Linked DNA regions of Homo sapiens: region 2 is linked to region 1. Evidence: read pairs that join two places in POLR2A ChIA-PET (ENCODE). Cell type or tissue: MCF 10A. All regions are shown on one strand. Each heading gives the region's core, and the rest is flanking DNA. Links, peaks and the distances in the headings are about the cores only. Region 1 has its middle 9.8 kb from the start of MICALL1. Region 2 overlaps GCAT (glycine C-acetyltransferase).

Region 1 (7,523 bases), core at 2,444-4,943:
GAGAAACATTTTAAGACTCCGTCTCAAAAAAGAAAAAAATTATTTTTTTCACCCATGGAATCTAAAAAAGTTGATCTCATAGAAATAGAGAGTAGAGGCCTGGTGTGGTGGCTCATACCTGTAATCCCAGCTACTTGGGAGGCTGAGGCAGGAGGATCGCTTGAGCCAGGGAGGTGGAGGTTTCAGTGAGCTGTGATTGCACCACTGCACTCAAGCCTGGGTGATGGATTAAGACCCTGTCTCAAAAAAAAAAAAAGAAAAGAAAAGAAAGAAATAGCTAGTAGAATGGTAGTTACCAGGGGCTGGTGGGTAGGGGGAGTGGTTGGGGAGATGTTGGTCAAAGGGTGCAAAATTTCAGTTAGATAGGAGGAATAAGTTCAAAGGATCTATTGTACAATGTGGTGACTATTGTTTGTTTGTTTGTTTGTTTGAGATGGAGTCTTGCTTTGTCGCCCAGGCTGTAGTGCAGTGGTGCGAACTCGGCTCACTGCAAGCTCTGCCTCCCGGGTTCATGCCATTCTCCTGCCTCAACCTCCCCAGCAGCTGGGAATACAGGCGCACACCACCTTGCCCGGCTAATTTTTTTGTATTTTTAGTAGAGGCGGGGTTTCACCATGTTAGCCAGGATGATCTCGATCTCCTAACATCGTGATCCACCTGCCTTGGCCTCCCAAAGTGCTGGGATTACAGGCGTGAGCCACGGCACCCTGCCTATGGTGACTATTGTTAATGACAATACATTGTGGGGTTTTTTGTTTTTTGTTTTTCTGAGACAGAGTCTCACTCTGTTACCCAGGCTAGAGTGCAATGGCATATCTCAGCTCACTGCAACCTCCACCTCCTGGGTTCAAGTGATTCTCCTGCCTCAGCCTCCTAAGTAGCTGGGATTACAGGCACTCGTCACTACGTCTGGCTAATTTTTGTATTTTTAGTAGAGACGGGGTTTCACCATGTTGGCCAGGCTGGTCTTGAACTCCTGACCTCATGATCCACATGCCTTGGCTTCCCAAAATATTGGGATTATAGGCATAAGCCACCCTGCCCAGCCGATTCTAGGATTCTTAGGGTGGAATTCTCCAAGTTCCATGGCTGTTTTCTGTGAATCTGACCACTCTGCTCTTCTCTCTTCTACCCAGTCTGTGCCCCAGGAATCAGGGCCCTGCCCAGGTTCTTGGCTCTGAGCTGCTCCCTGGGGGGCAGCCGGGCAGAGCAGTGGACAATGGAAGCATTGTGGGACCTCTGGAGCTGGGGCCTGGGGCAGTGGAAGGCGCTGGTCGCTGGAGTGGCAGTTGCTTCACCGTGTTCCCTCCTTGCTGGGCCAGAGGCATGCCTAGAACATGCCAGGACGGTACCCTGAGCCCCGCCCCTGCCCGCCTGGGTGAGGCCTGGGTCTTCTGGAATCCCAGCTATGCCTGAGGACAGACAGCTATTCCAAGCCTTTGTTCATAGACCATCCTGCCCTGGCAGATACACATTCTGGAAAATACACCTGGGACTGGGCAAGTGGTCTTGCCTCCCTACCCCAAAACTGAACTATCCTCCAACTAAACCCTCCAGAACAGAGAGGACATGTGCTGGCTCTCACTGGGCGGGTGCTGTCTGAGCTGGGAAACCCTCACACTTGTCTGGGGCTCCACGAGGGGGCAGGTCAAAGAAGCCACTGAAATATCCAAACTGGCAGGGACCCTTATCTAGCAAAGCCCTCTCAGTACACTGAGAGGAGAGACTGGAGCCCAGAGAGCAGAGGTGTTTGCTCCAGGTTGTAGAGACTCTTAGGAGGGGAGCAGGGCCCCCCATCCAGCTGCCCCACACTCTCTATGCTTCTGGCTGCTTGCTGAGGTCTCAGCCTGCCAGGCTCTCTCCCCTTTTGACTGCTCTTGAAATGGCTACTGCTGCTGTTCCAAATTGTCCACAGGCTTTATGACCTAGCTCAGACATCATCCCCTCCCTGAAGCCTTCTGTGATGGGCCCAGACAGAAGCCACAACTTCAGATCTTCTCACAGAATCCCACCCTTAGAGGGGACCTAGAGGGGATGTGCTTGCTAATTTACAGAGGAATTTCCACATGTCTACTACTGGCAGACCAGTGTGGAAGAAGCTCTATAAACAATCACAACGAACAGTCACAGAAAGACAAGGGTAGGGATGTGATGGAGAGAGGGGCCGAATGCTATAGGGCTTCCAGAAGGAGCCTGTCACCTCCTGCCAGGGACTGAGAGACAGCCCAGAGGGCTACATGTAGGAGGTGGCATTTGAACTGTTGCTCACATTGTATGGCATGTATTTGTGCATACCTGTCTCTCTTCATTGGATTGTGACATCATTAATGATACAGTTATGTAACTTTATGAGCACTAACCACACTCTAGACATCATGTGTGTGTTTGTGTGTTGTTTTTGTTGTTAAGGTACATTACCATATTGAATCCTCACAATTCTGTGAGCTAGGAGCTATCTCATTATCCCCATTTACTGATGAGGACAAGGCTCTGAGGGTTCAACAAGCATGTTCAAAGCCACACAGCTGTCAAAACTTGCAGTCACACTTGAAAAATAAAAATAAAAGTAAAATAAAATGAATATAATATGAACATAGCTAACAACAACAACAACAACAAAAAGTGCAGTCAGGACTCAGCCTAGCTATTTTTTTTTTTTTTTTTTTTGTTGCCCAGGCTGGAGTGAAGTGGTGTGATCTCTGCTCACTGCAACCTCCGCCCCCTGGATTCAAGCGATTCAGCCTCCTGAGTAGCTAGCTGGGATTATAGGCGCCTACCACCACGTCGCTAATTTTTGTATTTTTAGTAGAGATGGGGTTTCGCCATGTCGGCCAGGCTGGCCTAGAACTCCTGACCTCCGGTGATTCACCCACCTCAGCCTCCCAAAGTGCTGGGATTACAGGCGTGAGCCTAGCTCTGGCCTCAGCCTAGCTCTTTCTGACTTTACAAAGAACTTTCTTCTGGTGTATGGAGGCAGGCATTGTGTCCAGTTTACCACTGCATGCCTGGTTTTCACTGTAAATTCATTCGTTATCTTCCTGTGAGTTTGGTGAGCAAGAACCCCGCTGGGAGCCCCAGCTCCACAGCCTCTGCAGACCCTGGCTGCACTGAGGCCTTGATCCACGATACCAAAGGCCATTTCAGGACAGAAAGCTCCCAAGGCCTCCAGCCTTTGCTGTCTAGGAACTTCCCATCTCCCCTTCAACTTCAATTATTATTGGTGCTGGGATTTTTCCAGCAGGCCAGCAGGATTGATGTTTGGGTGCTAATGTAGTATTCAAGGCCCTAATAGTTGGGCTCCTGTCACTCTATAGGAGGAGCTCAGGGGCAGAAATTTGGCAGGAAGAAAGGGAAGGAGACTAGAGCCTATAATCCTAGCTAGCTATTCGGGAGGCTGAATTGCTTGAATCTAGGGAACAGAGGTTGCAGTGAGCCGAGATTGCACCACTTCACTCCAGCCTGGGCAAAACAACAACAACAATGACAACAACAAACAGCTAGGCTGAGTCCTGACTTTTATTTTACTTGACTTAGAATTTGGTCTGCATAGCAAGCCCATTGTTTATGATTTGGCTGTAGGTTAAGCCCACTGCTTATGATTTGGCTGTAGGTTTAGGGGGTGCCAGATTATTTGGGGTGGGGGAGCTAGAGCCCTCCCTACTACCCCCTCAGTATCAATCTGGCCTGCTCTGCAGGCAAAGGCAGGCAGAGTGGGAAACAGTTTCTGAGCCTTCCTGACACAGGAAGGTAGCCTCTCCTCTGAGGCCTGAGTGGCAAGGAAGGGGCTGTCAGACACCGGAAGAGGCCTGTTTGTCTCCCAGCTACCTGAGGTCATATGTATATGGTGTTGTGAGCCAGGCAGCTCTTCCTGTTAGAAACAGAAAGTGAGGCTTGTGTTGAAATTCTGGGAGTGAGCTGCTCTTTCCTCTAAATAGAGCAGGGGTTAGACAGGGCACAACTTATCCCCAGGTGATACAATACACCCGGGATGGATATGAGTCATCCCAAACACCTATATCATACCCGAGTTCACTATGCTCGGATTTATGTATTGTTTAGGGACAGGGTCTTGCTCTGTCGCTCAGGCTGGAGTACAGTGGTGTGATCATAGCTCACTGTAACTTTGAACTCGGCTCAAGCAATCCTCCCGACTTAGATTCCCAAGTGGCAAGGACTATAGGCATGCACCACCACGCCTGGCTAATTTTTTAATTTAATTTAATTAATTTATTTTTTTAGGACAGAGTCTCGCTCTGTTGCCCAGGCTGGAGTGCAGTGGCGCCATCTCGGCTCACTGTAAGCTCTGCCTCCCAGGTTCACGCCATTCTCCTGCCTCAGCCTCCCTAGTAGCTGGGACTACAGGCGCCTGCCACCATGCCTGGCTAATTTTTTTGTATTTTTAGTAGAGACGGGGTTTCACTGTGTTAGCCAGGATGGTCTTGATCTCCTGACCTCGTGATCTGCCCACCTCGGCCTCCCAAAGTGCTGGGATTACAGGTGTGAGCCATTGCGCCCAGCCCTCATTTTTTTATTTTTATTTTTGTAGAGACAGGGTCTCGTTATCTTGTCCAGGCTGGTCTCAAACTCCTAGGCCTAAGCAATCCTCCCACCTCAGCCTCCCAAGGTGTTGGGATTACAGGCATGAGCCACTGTGCCAGGCCTATGTTGACACTTAGAAAGACCTAGATAGGGGAGAATTACTCTCCTCATTTGACTATGACAAAGCAGAGGCTCAGAGAAGTTAAGCCAAGTGCCTGGAATTTTCCAGTTTCAAGGGGCAGCGTCAGGGTTTGAACCTAGACTCCCTTCCACTTCCCAACCATGACTAGAGAGTGAAGTCCACCCTCTCAGGATCCACTGGCCCCAGGTAAGAAAGTAGGGGTGGGAGTCAGGGCGTGAAGGAGATAACTTGATCTTAATCAAGTGGCTGGATAGGGGCAGGGTGGGGCCAGAAAGAAAGAAAAGCCAGGTCTTTCAGCTGCAGGCTTGACAGGAATGTGGAGCCACAGGAACCAAGACAAGTTGCTGCTTCCCCTAGCCCTCTCCTTCGGGAAAATCTCAGGAACTTGCTGATCAGGCTTTGGACCTTTCCCTTGCCTCCCTCTCAGCTTCTTCTTGATGCCCTTCCCCCACATTGGAGGCCAGTTCCTGACCCGGGCCACAGCCACTCCAGCCTATATCCAGTCTGCAGGGCAGGCTGGGGGTGGGGACGGGAGGCCACTGTTAGCAAGAGCCAGCGTGGGCACCACGGCTTTCCCTGGCTAAAGGCTGGGCTGGAGAGTACATCCATTCATCAATTCATCTGTGCCGCTACATTCCAGACAGGATTTAAGGCACACTCCAGCCTTATTCCTATACTGATATTGTTGCATTCAATCCTTATTCACTTACTTCCTCTTGCATTCACCATTCATTCAACAGAATCGCTTTACCGAAAGGGTCATTGCTCCCAAGTGCTGCCTCTTTCCTCCTATTAGATCCATTTAGATCCTTAGGATGTCACCCAGAATTCTAGAATGCAGGGCTGCAGCCCCCAGACAGCGGCTAGTCCCACTGCCTCATTTAGAAGATGAAGCCATCCGGAGCCACCTATGGTCAAGGCGATCATAGGAGGAAAAGCACCCCACGCCCCCAACTTGGACTCACAATCCAGTGTAGGAGAAGGATGCAGAGAGGGGGACTGTGTGGAAAGAAGTGTGCCAAGCCCAGGCTGGGCGCAGTGGCTCACACCTGTAATCCCAGCACTTCAGGAGGCCAAGGCAGGCAGATCACCTGAGATCAGGAGTTCAAGACCAGCCTGGCCAACATGGCAAAACCCCGTCTCTACTAAAAATACAAAAATTAGCCAGGCATGGTGGCAGGCACCTGTAATCCCAGCTACTCAGGAGGCTGAGGCAGGAGAATCGCTTGAACCTGGGAGGTGGACGTTGCAGTGAGCTGAGATCATGATATTGCACTCCAGCCTGCGCAACAGGGACAAAACTCCATCTCAAAAAAAAAAAAAAAAAAAAAAGAATAAGTGTGCCAAGCCCACCAGGGACTTGTCTGAGGAGGAACCAGCTCTAGCCTAGGGGCCTGGAGACCAGGGTTCCAGCCCCAGCTGTTCATTGCCTCTGCCCAAATTGTTAGGCCCTGGGCACCTCCACCTGGACGTCCCACAGGCTCCTCAAACTCCTGTTCCTTACCCACTTGCACTTACCTCCTCCAGTCCCAAACCTGCTCCAGCCACCAACCCCCATCTCAGACAGCCTGAGAACTGGGCATCTCACTTCCCTACAGCCTCCACATCCACTCAGCTGCCACATCCAAGTCCTGTCCTCTGCAACCTCCCAATCTCTCCAATTCTCCCCTCATGCCTGCTGCCGACACTGTGCGTGGGGCCCAGCTCCTCCGTGGCTGGCTGCTCTAGACAAGTGCCCTGGCCTCTGTGAATGGGCCTCCACACTGTCTAAACAGGCCTTCTCTTTGGTCCTTGGAGCAGTTAAGAGAGCCCCAGGGGGGAGTCTGGAGGTTTCCAGTCCCAGCTCCACCAGGAAGTAGCCGGGCTGTTCCACACATGACCTGCCTCAGTCATCTATAGCTCTACGGCTCTGGAGGCCAAGGTCATGGCCAGGTAACAATGGCCTCCCTCCCCTTATCACACACTCTACCCAAGTGTTTTAGTAAGGCCCTCCTCCCCTTATCACACACTACTGCCAGGTGATTTGCTAAGAACTTTACATAATTTGGTGCACAGAACAATTCTGAGGCAGGCGCTAACCCCATTTTAGAGAAAGGTGAGGCACTGAAAACTACGCAACTTGGCTCAGCTGGTATGTGGCAGTCAGGACTCAGACCAGGGTCCAAGGAAGTCCAAGCCTACACACTTTGCTCTGCCCCCTTCTCTTGCTGGTGGAGAAACTTCTGGAAACTGGTACCACCCAGAGCTCCCCATTCCCCGATAACAAAGCCCTTGCTCTCCTTAGCATGGGGGGGATCATGAACCTGGTTATTCTGCTCTGATGGAATAAAAATCCTGAGCTGGCCACAGCTGATGAATGCTGTGCATTCCGCGAGTGGTGCCAGGCAGAGTCCAGCTGTGCCTGCCCCCTCACAGGGGTTGCTAGCTGCCTGGCCTGGCTGCTGAGCCTGGACCAAGCTGCTGGGAGATGGCCCCAAGCCAGGCACTCATACACACTGGGTCTGTGTGACCCAGAGTGCCTGCAATGGCCTCACAGCAAAAAGAGTGCCAAGAGCCGTGTCAGACAACACACTTGGACCTGGCATAATTGTAATGATAGAGAACTATGACATGAACTATGAAACTGGCATTGAATTCAAAACACATTAACCCAGGGGGCTGCCCAGTTGAGTCGGAGTTCCTGCAAGCCACCATCACCAAATGTCAGGGCATAGTGGACAAAGCATGAGACATTCTTTAGGAGGAATCAATGCACAGCAACCTCCCTGCACCAAGGAACCATGTGGTAGCCAGGGAGTGGGGGGTAAGGAGCCCTGGCTGGCACTGGGCCACTCATTCGGTT
Region 2 (11,650 bases), core at 8,684-11,183, 85 kb after region 1:
CAGGCGCAGCGGCTCACACCTGTAATCCTAGCACTTTGGGAGGCTGAGGTGGGCGGATCATCTGAGGTCAAGAGTTCGAGACCAGACTGGCCAACATGGCAAAACCCTGCCTCTACTAAAAATACAAAAATTAGCTGGGCATGGTGGCTCACACCTATAATCCCAGCTACTCAGGAGGCTGAGGCACGAGAATCGCTTGAACCTGGGAGGTGGTGGTTGCAGTGAGCCGAGATCGCTCGCACTCCAGACTGGGCAACAGAGCGACTCTGTCTCAAAAAAAAAAAAAAAAAAAAGTCTATTATTGCCCGGGGTGAAAAGGATGGACAGAGTGGGAGAGATTTGATGAGTGACCTGTTAGGAGCCTCTCGTCTAGGCAAGAGCCAAAGAGGAGAATAGGTCTTGGTGAACGGCTGTGTGATTTGGTCATGGAGTTCTGTCCTGAACTGTGTGGAGGAGGGGCCACATGGCCAAATGCCTCCAGAGGGTTAGGGAGGCTAGCACCTGGGGAGCAAGGTACACTGGATTCAGCAATGAGGAGGCTGCTGGTAAACTGGACAGGTGTTTTGAGGGCAAAAGGCAGTCTGCAGTGAGTTAAGGAAGGGAGGGGAGAGGTGGAGGGGCTGAGTGTAGTGTTTTTAGAAGCTGGGGCTGGGGTTGGGGAGCATCAAGGGGAAGTGCGTAAGGGGAGAGAAAACAGTGTGAGGGGCGCTGATGGAGCCAGGACTCGCATCCCAGGCCGGAGGAGCTGGGGTAGATGCTCAGAACTAGCTCCTTAAGGCCAGGCGTGGTGGCTCATGTCTGTAATCCTAGCACTTTGGGAGGCCAAGGCAGTTGGATCACTTGAGGTCAGGAGTTCAAGACCAGCCTGGCCAACATGGTGAAACCCATCTCTACTAAAAATTAGCCAGGTATGGTGGTGCACACCTGTAATCCCAGCTACTTGGGAGACCGAGGCAGGAGAATGGCTTGAGCCCGGGAGGCGGAGGTTGCAGTGAGCGGAGACTGTGCCACTGCACTCCAGCCTGGGCAACAGAGCAAGACTCAAAAAAAAAAAAAAAGAAAAGAAAAGAACCAGCTCCTCAAAGGCCCCGGGGTTTTCACGAGGGCTCAGAGGTGCCTCTATAGAGCCTGATGTCACCTTCTTTAGATGCAGAAATTCCTCAATTTTTGGAAGCAGAGTCTCACGGAATTGAAACTATTAGGAATCTAATCTAGACTTGCCAAACCTGAATTCAGAAGCTTCAGAATTGAATTAATATATATATATATTTTTGAGACAGTCTCGCTCTGTTGCCCAGGCTGGAGTACAGTGGTGCGATCTCAGCTCACTGCAAGTGCAAGCTCCGCCTCCCAGGTTCACGCCATTCTCCCACCTCAGCCTCCCGAGTAGTTGGGACTACAGGCGCCCACCACACCCGGCTAATGTTTTGTTTTTGTATTTTTAGTAGAGACGGGGTTTCACCGTTTTAGCCAGGATGGTCTCGATCTCCTGACCTCGTGATCCGCCCGCCTCGGCCTCCCAAAGTGCTGGGATTACAGGCATGAGCCACCGCGCCCGGCCAGAATTGAATTAATTCTGAATTGAATTCAGAATTGAATTGCGCAAAGGAATTGTAGACTCTTATGATCCCTGAATGGCGAGACTCAGCTTGGTGGGATTTTAGAAACTTTGACAGACCTGCAACCACTGCGTGAAAGTAACGCACCCTTAGACTCCCAGAAGCCTGGACGAATGTGCATGCCTGAACCCTGGAACGGGCTGGAAAGCATCTGAGATTCATGACTTCGCACTCCTGGCCCTTGGGAGCCCCCTGCCCACAAGGTCCTTCTTGGCCTAGGGCGATGAGCTCCCAGCAGCGGCAAGGCTAAGCTGATATGAGAGCGGAGGTGGAGGGAAGGAGGAAGGAACAGGCGGCCATAAAGAGCGCGGCCGTGAGCCTAGACCTTGGGTGCGCCCGGTGCCACCTCCATCCACTCCTACTGCCGCTTCTGGTAGCCCGCGGCCCTGAACCCCGTGCGCGACGCAGAGAACAAGGACATTGCGCCCTTGGGGCGGTCCTCAGAGCCTCTGATTCTGCAGAACGCAGACTTGCAGCTGGTCCACGGCCGGCCCTCCCGCCCCGCGTGGCCCTACAGCTTGTCGTGGGCGGCCGGCGACTACCGGTAGGCGCCCAAGCCGAAACACGTGCACCCAGAGCGGCTGCTGCGCCTCCTACAGACACCTTCTGGATGACTGCGGAAGAAGCGCGGCGGCGGACCCGGGCTGGTGCAGCAGGACACGCTGAGCCGCGGGTTGGCCAACGGCGTGGAGCCCTACCGCGATCGGCTAGCCCAGGGGGTCGCGGCGCTGCCAGCGCAGCAGGGCAACGCCAGCGGCGGCTCCTGGGAGCCACAGGGGCGGCGACGCACTTTCTGCGCCGCTGTCTGGATCTCGCCTCGTGCCGCCTCACGTCGGTCTGGGTGGACCTGGGCCCTCTGTTCTGGCCCCGCCGGGTGCAGCACACCGACTGCCACACGTCACCCCGCAGCTGCCCGTGGCGCTTAACATGAGCTGCTGGCTAGAGCAGACCATGCTCATCCAGCTGCTGGCTCGACATTACTGGTTGAGCCCTTGTGCACATCCCCTGCAGCAGCGCGCCTGGTGCCACGTGCCCTAGCCGGTGGTGGTGGGCTGCAAATGTTCCTGCCGCTAATGTGGCCACAGCTACCCCAGCCAGGCTGCCTTCCACCCTCACACCGACCCCCCACACCCCCCCTCCCCCAGCTCCTGGACCCCAGCAGCAAGGTCCTCCGGATCGCAGGCTGGGATTCCCTGAATCCCAGCTTTCAGATCCTGCAGGGCTGGGCCAGAGCCCAGCTCATATTACATTGTTCATCCCAAGATAACAGGCAAATGGGTGGGCTGGAGGTGCAGGACGTCAGAGAGAGACGTAGGGCTAGTTTCATGTCGTTAATGATAAAGGGCCTTTTCGTCCTCTGTCCCAAGCAAACTAAGAGCTTCCCAAGGTCACACCACGCTGAGGGTGGAGCTGCGGGGACCCCACTCCCCACCCCACAAGGGGTCCACAAGGTCGCCAGGGAGAGACCGCCCTCCTCCCGCAGGCCCCTCCAACAGGAAAGCGGCGAGCCGTTGTGGGGCACAAGGGAGGATGGGGCCTTGGCAGCAGCAAATCGCCTCTCCTGGCCTTGACTGCTGGGCAGCCTGAACAGCCGCGGCCCAAGGCCCCCAGTCTGGAGGGGCGGGGCGAGCCGGCGGCCGCGGCCCGTGCTCGCAGCACCCCCTGGTGGCTGATCATCGTAGGCCTTGGAATGAGCGAGATGGAAGGACCTCAGACCTCAAGGCATAGTGGCAGGAGGACTGAGGCACACACAGGGACTGGAGCTTGCCGAAAGCCAGAGTAAGGCAGGGAGAGAGTGGGCGCGAACACAGGGTTCCAGACTGTCTGGAGCTTCCCCAGGGGTGATCCTCATTCTTTTCTTTTGGGCCTGAATCCTCTGCCTCTCCTTCCAAACATGGACACCCAGCCTCCTCCTATCTGGGCAGCTACAGGACATCTTCCAGTGGGGAGAAGGAAGAAGCTAGACTCTAAGACTAGACTCAGGGGCTGCAGAGTAGCGGGCAGTGGCAGGGTAAAAGGCCTGTGGGGCTAGTTCTCAGCAGCCCTCCACAGCAGCACAGAAACTACCCGAGACAAACGGTGGACTGGGCCTATCTCCCAAAGGCCTGGGTGCCAGCTTTTTTTTTTTTTTTTTTTTGAGACAGACTTCTGCTCTTGTTGCTCAGGCTGGAGTGCAATGGCATGATCTCGGCTCACCGCAACCTCCACCTCCCGGGTTCAAGCGATTCTCCTGCCTCAGCCTCCTGAGCAGCTGGGATTACAGGCATACGCCACCACGCCTGGCTAATTTCGTATTTTTAGTAGAGACGGGGTTTCTCCATGTTGGTCAGGCTGGTCTCAAACTCCCGACCTCAGGTGATCCGCCTACCTTGGCCTCCCAAAGTGCTGGGATTACAGGCCTGAGCCACCGTGCCCGGCCACTGGGTCCCATCTTAATCTAGGGAAAGAGGTCAGTGGAGATCTGCAGTCCTCAGGCGCCTCCCCTCAGAGCCCTGGCTCCTGCCTGATTCTTCAACCGGCCACAGGACTGGGCCTGCCCAGAGACAATAAAGCAGACCAGAGTGTCACAGCCAATTTTCACACTGTTGTTTCACATTCTCACAGCCCTCAGCACAGGTCACGTCCCAGCCCAGCTCTGGGACTTTGGTTCAGGGCTCAGAGCCTCTGGTCTGGGCTGATCGAAAACCTCCTTTGACCCTGTGGCAGTAGGCGGACCTTGGCTCTTCTCGTCCTTACCCAGAGCTCAGGGCAGTGCCCCGTGCAGTCGCCCCACTTCCACGAAGGCCTCCACGCAGCGGTCAATGTCTTCCTCGCTATGCACTGCTGAGATCTGTACCCGGATCCGGGCCTTGCCCTTGGGGACCACGGGGTAGCTGAACCCGATGACAAAGATGCCTGGGAGGGTAGAAAGCAAGGGCGTGCCAGAACCAACAGGCTTGGGGGCAGAACACAGAGGGCAAGGGAACTGCCCCAGGTCTCAGATTCGGGACTGCCTCATGGCTTGGGGTGTTCAAGCTTAGACAGACAGCTGGCCTAAGAGGCCGCAGCGTGGCTGGGTACGGGGCTGGGTCACAGTCTAGGGGTTTCCCTTTCTCTTCTCTCAGGACCCACCACCAGTTCCCTTGTCTCAGCACCCTTACCTCTCTTCAGCATGTCATCCGCCATGCGAGAGGCCAGCCGGGCATCACCCAGCATCACAGGGCAGATGGGGTGACTGGCTCCCGAGATAGTGAAGCCAGCAGCTTCCATCTTACTACGGAACCTGTGGGCACAAGGTGTCACAGGTAGCTAAGGGGCCGTGGAGCATTCACACCCGCTCCTTGCAGGGACCAGGCCCGAGGTCTATGCCCAAGTCTGCAAGAAGGATCAACAAAGACAGTTACAAGCTCTAAGAGGCAGAGGGGAGCCAGGCAGGGGGCAGGGAGAACAACAAGGGAGGTGGAAAGACAGGAGGGATAAGAAGGAGACACAGAAGCTAGAGGGGAGAGGCAGGGACAGAGAGAAGGGAGGGGAACAGGCAGAAGCAGACCCGGTGGGCACAGAGCTGTCTGTGGGCCTGGGCAGACACATGAGGCTGGCTCTCACCACGTCTCTCCGCCCCCGAGCCTGCCCTGCTGGGAGTCGCACCTCTGGGTCTTGGCAGCCATAGACTGGACAATGGTGTTACTCCCCATCAGCAGATCTAGGGCCTTGGAGGCGCAGCCAACGACAGCAGGTGGCAGACTGTTGGAGAAGAGGTATGGCCGGGCGCGCTGCCGCAGCAGGGACACCAGGGGCCCAGGCCCTGTCGTGTAGCCCCCTGAGAAGAAGGGAAGAGGTGGGGGGAGGGGTTGGTCAGGGGCCAGAGCCTACCCAACCCCCTCCTGAAAGTACAGTCCATGCTGCCCTCCCCACTTCCCTGAGCCCCTCCAGGGCCCTTCAAAAGGACAAGGGGACCCCAGGGACACAACCTTGCAGGTACCTGATGCTCCACCCAGGGCCTTCCCCAGGGTGGAGTTGATGATGGTGACCTGGTCCATCACACCCAGCAGCTCATCTGTGCCCCTGCAAGGGAAGCCACCGCTGCTGTCACTGGCCTCCTGAGAGCCCAGGGATTATGGATCATGCTGGGGACTGGCCTCCTCGTTTCCCAGCCACCCTCAGAAGCCCCACCCCAGGCCTCAGGTGCCACATGGTCCCACCGTCCTGTGGGCCCCAGGAAGCCAGTGGCATGGCATTCATCCATGAAGACCAGGGCACCATATCTAGAGGCGAGGCAGCAGATCTCCTGCAGGGGTGCGATGTCGCCATCCATGGAAAAGGCCCCATCAGTGGCCACCAGGCGCAGCCGATGCTTCTGCAGGAAAGACATGAGCAGATGGTGGGTGGTGTCAAGTTGGGCCAAACCACCCGTCTCTTGTGCTGCTTGGAGCTCTGAGAGCTCATCCTGCCCAGTGCCCAGCACAGAGGTGGGCACAGAGGTACCACCATCTTGGGGGCTGGAACATCCTCTCCCTCATCTGTGCCTCTCAGCGTCACCCATCTCCACCCTGAGCTCTGGACAGTGAGAATGGGCTCACATCTCAGTCTCCTGTGTAAGGTCCCAGAGGGCAGGCTAGGCTGGGACCAGGTCTCACCAACATGTACATTCTATCCTTATGCCTAGCAAGGGCCTGCCACACAGAAGGTGCTTGCTAATACTCAAGGCAGGCCGGGCACAGTGGCTCACACCTGTAATCCCAGGACTTTGGGAGCTTACGGGTTCGAGACCCACCTGGGCAACATAGTGAGACCCTGTCTCTACTAAAAATTTTAAAAACTGGCTGGGTATGGTGGCTCATGCCTGTAACTTTGGGAGCCCAGGAGTTCAAGACTAGCCTGAGCATTATAGTGAGACCCTGTCTCAAAAACAAACAAACAGGCTGGGTGCGGTGGCTCATGCCTGTAATCCCAACACTTTGGGAGGCTGAGACAGGTAGATCACCTGAGGTCAGGAGTTCGAAACCAGCCTGGCCAACATGGCTAAACCCCATCTCTACTAAAAATAGAAAATTAGCTGAGCACGGTGGTGTGTGCCTGTAATCCCAGCTACTCCAGAGGCTGAGGCAGGAGAATCAATTGAACCTGGGAGGCAGAGGTTTCAGTGAGCTGAGATCACGCCATTGCACTCCAGCCTGGGCAAAAAGAGTGAAATTCCATCTAAAAAACAAATAAATAAAAAACTGGGTGTGGTGGGCACCGGTAGTCCCAGCTACTCAGGAGACTGAGGTGGGAGGATCGCTCGAGTCCAGAAGATTGAGGCTGCAGTGAGCTATGACTGCACCATTGCAATACAGCCTGGGCAACAGAGTGAGACTGTCACACATACACAGGGAAAAACCTCAAGGCACCATGGCACAATGGAATAATGCTCTGGTGCCAGGCACAGTGGCTCACGTCTATAATCCCAGCACTTTGGGAGGCCTAGGTGGGTGAAATCAACTGAGGTCAGGAGTTCGAGACCAGCCTGGACAACATGATGAAACCCCGTCTTTACTAAAAATACAAAAATTAGCCAGGTGGGGTGGCGGATGCCTGTAATCCCAGCTACTTGGGAGGCTGAGGCAGGAGAATCACTTGAACCCAGGAGGTGGAGGTTGCAGTGAGCCGAGATCACACCACTATACTCCAGCCTTGGCGACAGAGTGAAACTCTGTCTCAGGGAAAAAAAAAAAAGAATAATGCTCTGGGTGTGAGGGATCTGGGTTCACATCTTGGACAAATCTCTGCTGTTTCAAACTTTCAGGCTATCTCTGTGAGTGAGGAGTTGGCCTCTCTAAGCCTCACTTCCTTCCCCAGGCGGAGGCTGAGGGTGGACCCAGGCGTCGCCCCACCTGGGCCTCCTGCAGCTTGGCTTCTAGGTCGGCCATGTCCAGGTGGCGATAGCGGTACTTGTGGGCCTTGCACAGCCGGATGCCGTCGATGATGGAGGCATGGTTCAGCTCGTCCGACAGGACTGCGTCCTCTGGGGTCAGCAGGGCCTGGAGGGAGGCAGTGAGCGTAGAGCCATCATTTAACCACCCTGGGCTTCTCCCTTGACCGGGACTCCAGCAAATCAAAAAACTGTACTGCCAGCCAGGGCGCTCCTCTGGGTAGAGAGGCAAGGTGTTCTGTGCTTCTCTCTGGGGCCCCCGTGTCTCAGTGCCGGGCTGGACCAGCGCCCTGCTCTAGTAAGAGGAGGTGAGAATATATTTGGTGAGTACCAGGCCCCCGCCTCCCCCAGCCTTCCAGCTGATGTAGCTTATCCCCCAAAGGCTCTGGAACTCAGGCTCCCTGCAAGCCCCAGGATTCCTCCTGGAGCACCTACCTGGCCCAACCTTGACCTCCAGAAGCGGGCTCTGGAGCCTCTAGGCATGGCACTGAATCCTGCTAGGTTCTCCCGACTGCCCACACCCAAGCCTTCCTCAGCCTAACAGGCCCCACCAACCCTCACCCGCAGGACAGCTTCCACACACCTCAAAGAGGCCGGCGTTGGCGTCATAACAGCTGGGATAGAGGATGGCATCCTCCCGCTGGTGGAAGCGGGCTATTTTTGCTTCTAGATTCTTGTGGATGCTCTGAAGAAAATGAGTGAGACACGTGTTGATGCCTGTGGGGTCATGTGGGACAAGTTCGAGGGGACAGAGGCTTGGAGGACCACAGAGACCCAACCCAGAAAGCCTGCAGCCTCAGTCTCCTTACTTTCTGCCACACATGGGCTATCCCAGAGCTGCCAGGAATCTGACAGACAGTTCCCACTGAGGAACTGGGGACCTGTTAGGTTCCCTCCCTGGGCAGACTTTGGTTTTACAGTGGCAGTCTAATGGTGGAATTACGGGCACTCGTGGAGAAGAAAGATGTGTCTTCCTAACACCATACTGAGTGTCTTTTTTGGTCGCCTAATGGTGAAGAAAAAGATCACAGAGGTAATTCTGGGTTCACCTGGGCCTCTAATTTGTAAATTTGAAAACTGTTGGGTCTGGGTGAGGGCTTTGCTGGGAAGTGACTGGATGCGAGTCAGGAGTTCTGCCTCTGACATTCATTTCACTCTCACCTTTCTGAGAGGGCAGTTAATGATAATCACAAGTAGTCAGGAGCACAGACTCTTTCTTTTTTTTGGCAAATGAGACAGGGATTCTCTGTCACTCAGGCTGGAGTGCAGTAGTGAGACCATAGCTTACTGTAGCCTTGAACTCCTGGGCTCAAGTGATCCTCCCAACTCAGCCTCCCCTCCCTAGTAGCTGGGACTACAGGTGCGCACCACCACACCCAGCTAATTAAAAACATTTTTTTTTTTTTAGAGAGAGGGTCTTGCTATGTTGCCCAGGCTGGTCTCAAACTCCAGGCATCAAGTGATCCTTCTGCTTTGGGCTCCAAAAGTATTGGGATTACAGGTGTGAACTACCATGCCCAGCCAGCATGGACTCTTGAGCCAGGGTTCAAATCCCACAACAGGCTGTGTGCCTCTGGGCAAGTCACTTAACCTCTCTGGATCTCAGTGTCCTCATCTCAATAGCGGGAATAAGAATAGCAACTATCACTTAGGATTAATGAGTTAATACTTGTAATGTTCTTTTTTTTTTTTTTTTGAGACAGAGTTTCCCTCTGTCACCCAGGCTGGAGTGTGGTCGCACCGTCGTGGCTCACTGCAACCCCTGCCTCATGGGTTCAAGCGAGCCCGGCCAGCTAATTTTTGTATTTTTAGCACAGACAGGGTTTCACCATGTTGGCCAGGCTGGTCTTGAACTCAGTAATCCACCCACCTCGGCCTCCCAAAGTGCCTGGATTACAGGCATAAGCCACCACGCCTGGCCAATAGTTGTAATTTTCTTAAAAGAATTCCTGGCACATAATAAGTACTATTTAAGTTTCATACTTATATAAATTTATTTTGTAACATTTGGAAAATAAATAATAGCCAACATTCATTGAGCAGTACTATGTGCCAGGCTGTTCTATGCTTTTTTTTTTTTTTTTTTTTTTTGAGACAGAGTCTCACTCTGTTGCTCAGGCTGGAGTGCAGTGGCGTGATCTCAGCTCACTGCAACCTCCACCTCCTAGGTTCAAGCGATTCTCCTGCCTCAGCCTCCCAAGTGGCTGCGATTACAGGCACCCACCATCATGCCAGCTAATTTTTATATTTTTGTAGAGAAAGGGTTTCGCCATGTTGGCCAGGCTGGTCTTGAACTCCTGACCTCAGGTGATCCGCCTGCATCAGCCTCCCAAAGTGCTGGGATTACAGGCATGAGCCACTGCGCCCGGCCTATTCTAAGCATTACATGTATTAAGTCTTTAATTTGTAATGATCCTATTAAGTGCTATTATCTTCATTTTCCCTATGAAGTAATTGAGACAGAGAAAAGTTAAGATACTTGCCCACAGGAACAGGGACACTAAAGGGCAGCACTGGCAACTGTGCTCCCGTCAGAACAGCCCCAGAGCCCTTAGTCTCAGTTCCTGCCGCCTACTCCTCTTTTCTTATAGAAGGTCAGGTGTGAGGGACTCTGTTTTGCAGGTGGGAAAATGAATGCTCAAAAAGGCAGTTTCCACTTTGGAAGGCCAAGGTGGAGGAGATCACTTGAGGCCAGGAGTTCAAGACCAGCCTGGCCAACATGGTGAAACCCCATCTCTACTAAACATATAAAAATTAGGCCGAGTGCGGTGGCTCACGCCTGTAATCCCAGCACTTTGGGAGGCCAAGGTGGGTGGATCACGAGGTCAGGAGATCGAGACCATCCTGGCTAACACAGTGAAACCCCGTCTCTACTAAAAATACAAAAAATTAGCCGGGAGTGGTGGTAGGCGCCTGTAGTCCCAGCTACTCGGGAGGTTGAGGCAGGAGAATGGCGTGAACCTGGGAGGCGCAGCTTGCAGTAGCCAAGATCATGCCACCGCACTCCAGCCTCAGCGACAGAGCGAGACTCCATCTCAAAAAAAAAAAAAAAAAAAAAATTAGCTGGGTGTGGTAGCATGCCTGTAATCGCAGCTACTCAGGAGGCTGAGGCATGGAGAATCCCTTGAGTCTGGTAGGCGAAGGTTACAGGGAGCCAAGATTGTGCCACTGCACTCCAGCCTGGGTGACAGAGCAAGACTCTGTCTCAAAAAGAAAAAATATATATATAAAGTTCCTTGGCCAAAGCTTTTCAGCAAAACAGAGGCCTGCACTCAGCCTTTCTGCTGCACAGCTCTGAGGCCAACAGTAGGCCCAGGGCTGTGGCTGAGCTGAGCTGGCTAAACCAGCCTTGCTGACTGTGGGAAGCAGGCAGCTGGGGTCAGTCCCCACAACCCCCCACCACTCACTGTGTACCTGGGTTCCACAGATAAAGCGGACAGAGCTGAGGCCAGCTCCAAACTCCTCCAGAGCCTGCAGACCTGCCTGGATCACCTCAGGGTGGCTGCTCAGGCCCAGGTAGTTGTTGGCACAGAAGTTAAGGATTCCTGAGGTGAAGGAGAGGAGATGGATACAGCAGCTCAGGTGGGGCAAGGGCAGGCCTGGAAAGATGACAGTGCCAGGCCCTGGGGAAATGGTCCAGAAAGGAAACAGACCTGGAGTCACCATTGAGGAGGCACCAAATTCAACAGCTACAGAAGGAGCGTCAGTGCTACACATCTTGAAGAGCAAGAAGTTTAAACTTTTTTTTTTTTGAGACAGGGTCTAGCTCTGTCGCCCAGGTTGGAGTACAGTGGTGCAATCATGGTTCACTGTAGCCCCAACCTCCCAGGCTCAAGCAATCCTCCCACTTAACCTCCTGAGTAGCTGGGACTACAGGTGCGTGCCACCATGCCCGATTAAATTTTTTTATTTTTTGTAGAGATGGGGTCTCATTATGTTGTCCGTGCTGGTCTCGAACTCCTAGCCTCAAGCAATCCTCCTGCCTTGGCCTCCCAAAGTGCTACGATTTCAGGCACAAGCCACTGTGCCCAGCCTAAACTCTGGCTTTGAATCACATTCTACCCAAGGAGGAACTCAGCCCTTCCTCACAGGCTTCTCCTGTGCCTGAAGACCACCACTGACTCCTTATCTGACCCCTTGG

What was found. Peaks named below come from ENCODE experiments on the same cell type or tissue, not always from the same donor. Only the 100,000 strongest peaks of a DNase experiment are listed, where the experiment ranks them.
Region 2: POLR2A ChIA-PET joins it to region 1 with 5 read pairs; 17 of 35 experiments call an interaction of 5 or more read pairs at or near these places.

The regions. Positions count from the first base shown.
Region 1 is chr22:37,892,755-37,900,277 of GRCh38, reverse strand. No RefSeq gene overlaps it. Among named protein-coding and RNA genes, the nearest start is that of MICALL1, 9.8 kb to the left of the region's middle. RefSeq lists enhancers at 749-1,515, 5,037-5,681. In MCF 10A, for the core only: no CTCF peak of the experiment used is centred there; a DNase peak (open chromatin) is centred at 3,907.
Region 2 is chr22:37,809,431-37,821,080 of GRCh38, reverse strand. GCAT (glycine C-acetyltransferase) reads right to left here. Exons shown (of 9, transcript NM_014291.4): 2 at 10,924-11,054; 3 at 8,093-8,194; 4 at 7,472-7,618; 5 at 5,801-5,955; 6 at 5,581-5,663; 7 at 5,247-5,418; 8 at 4,760-4,881; 9 at 4,184-4,514. The coding sequence ends at 4,363. Among named protein-coding and RNA genes, the nearest start is that of GCAT, 7.3 kb to the right of the region's middle. RefSeq lists an enhancer at 1,438-1,989 and a silencer at 3,158-3,377. In MCF 10A, for the core only: no CTCF peak of the experiment used is centred there; no DNase peak of the experiment used is centred there.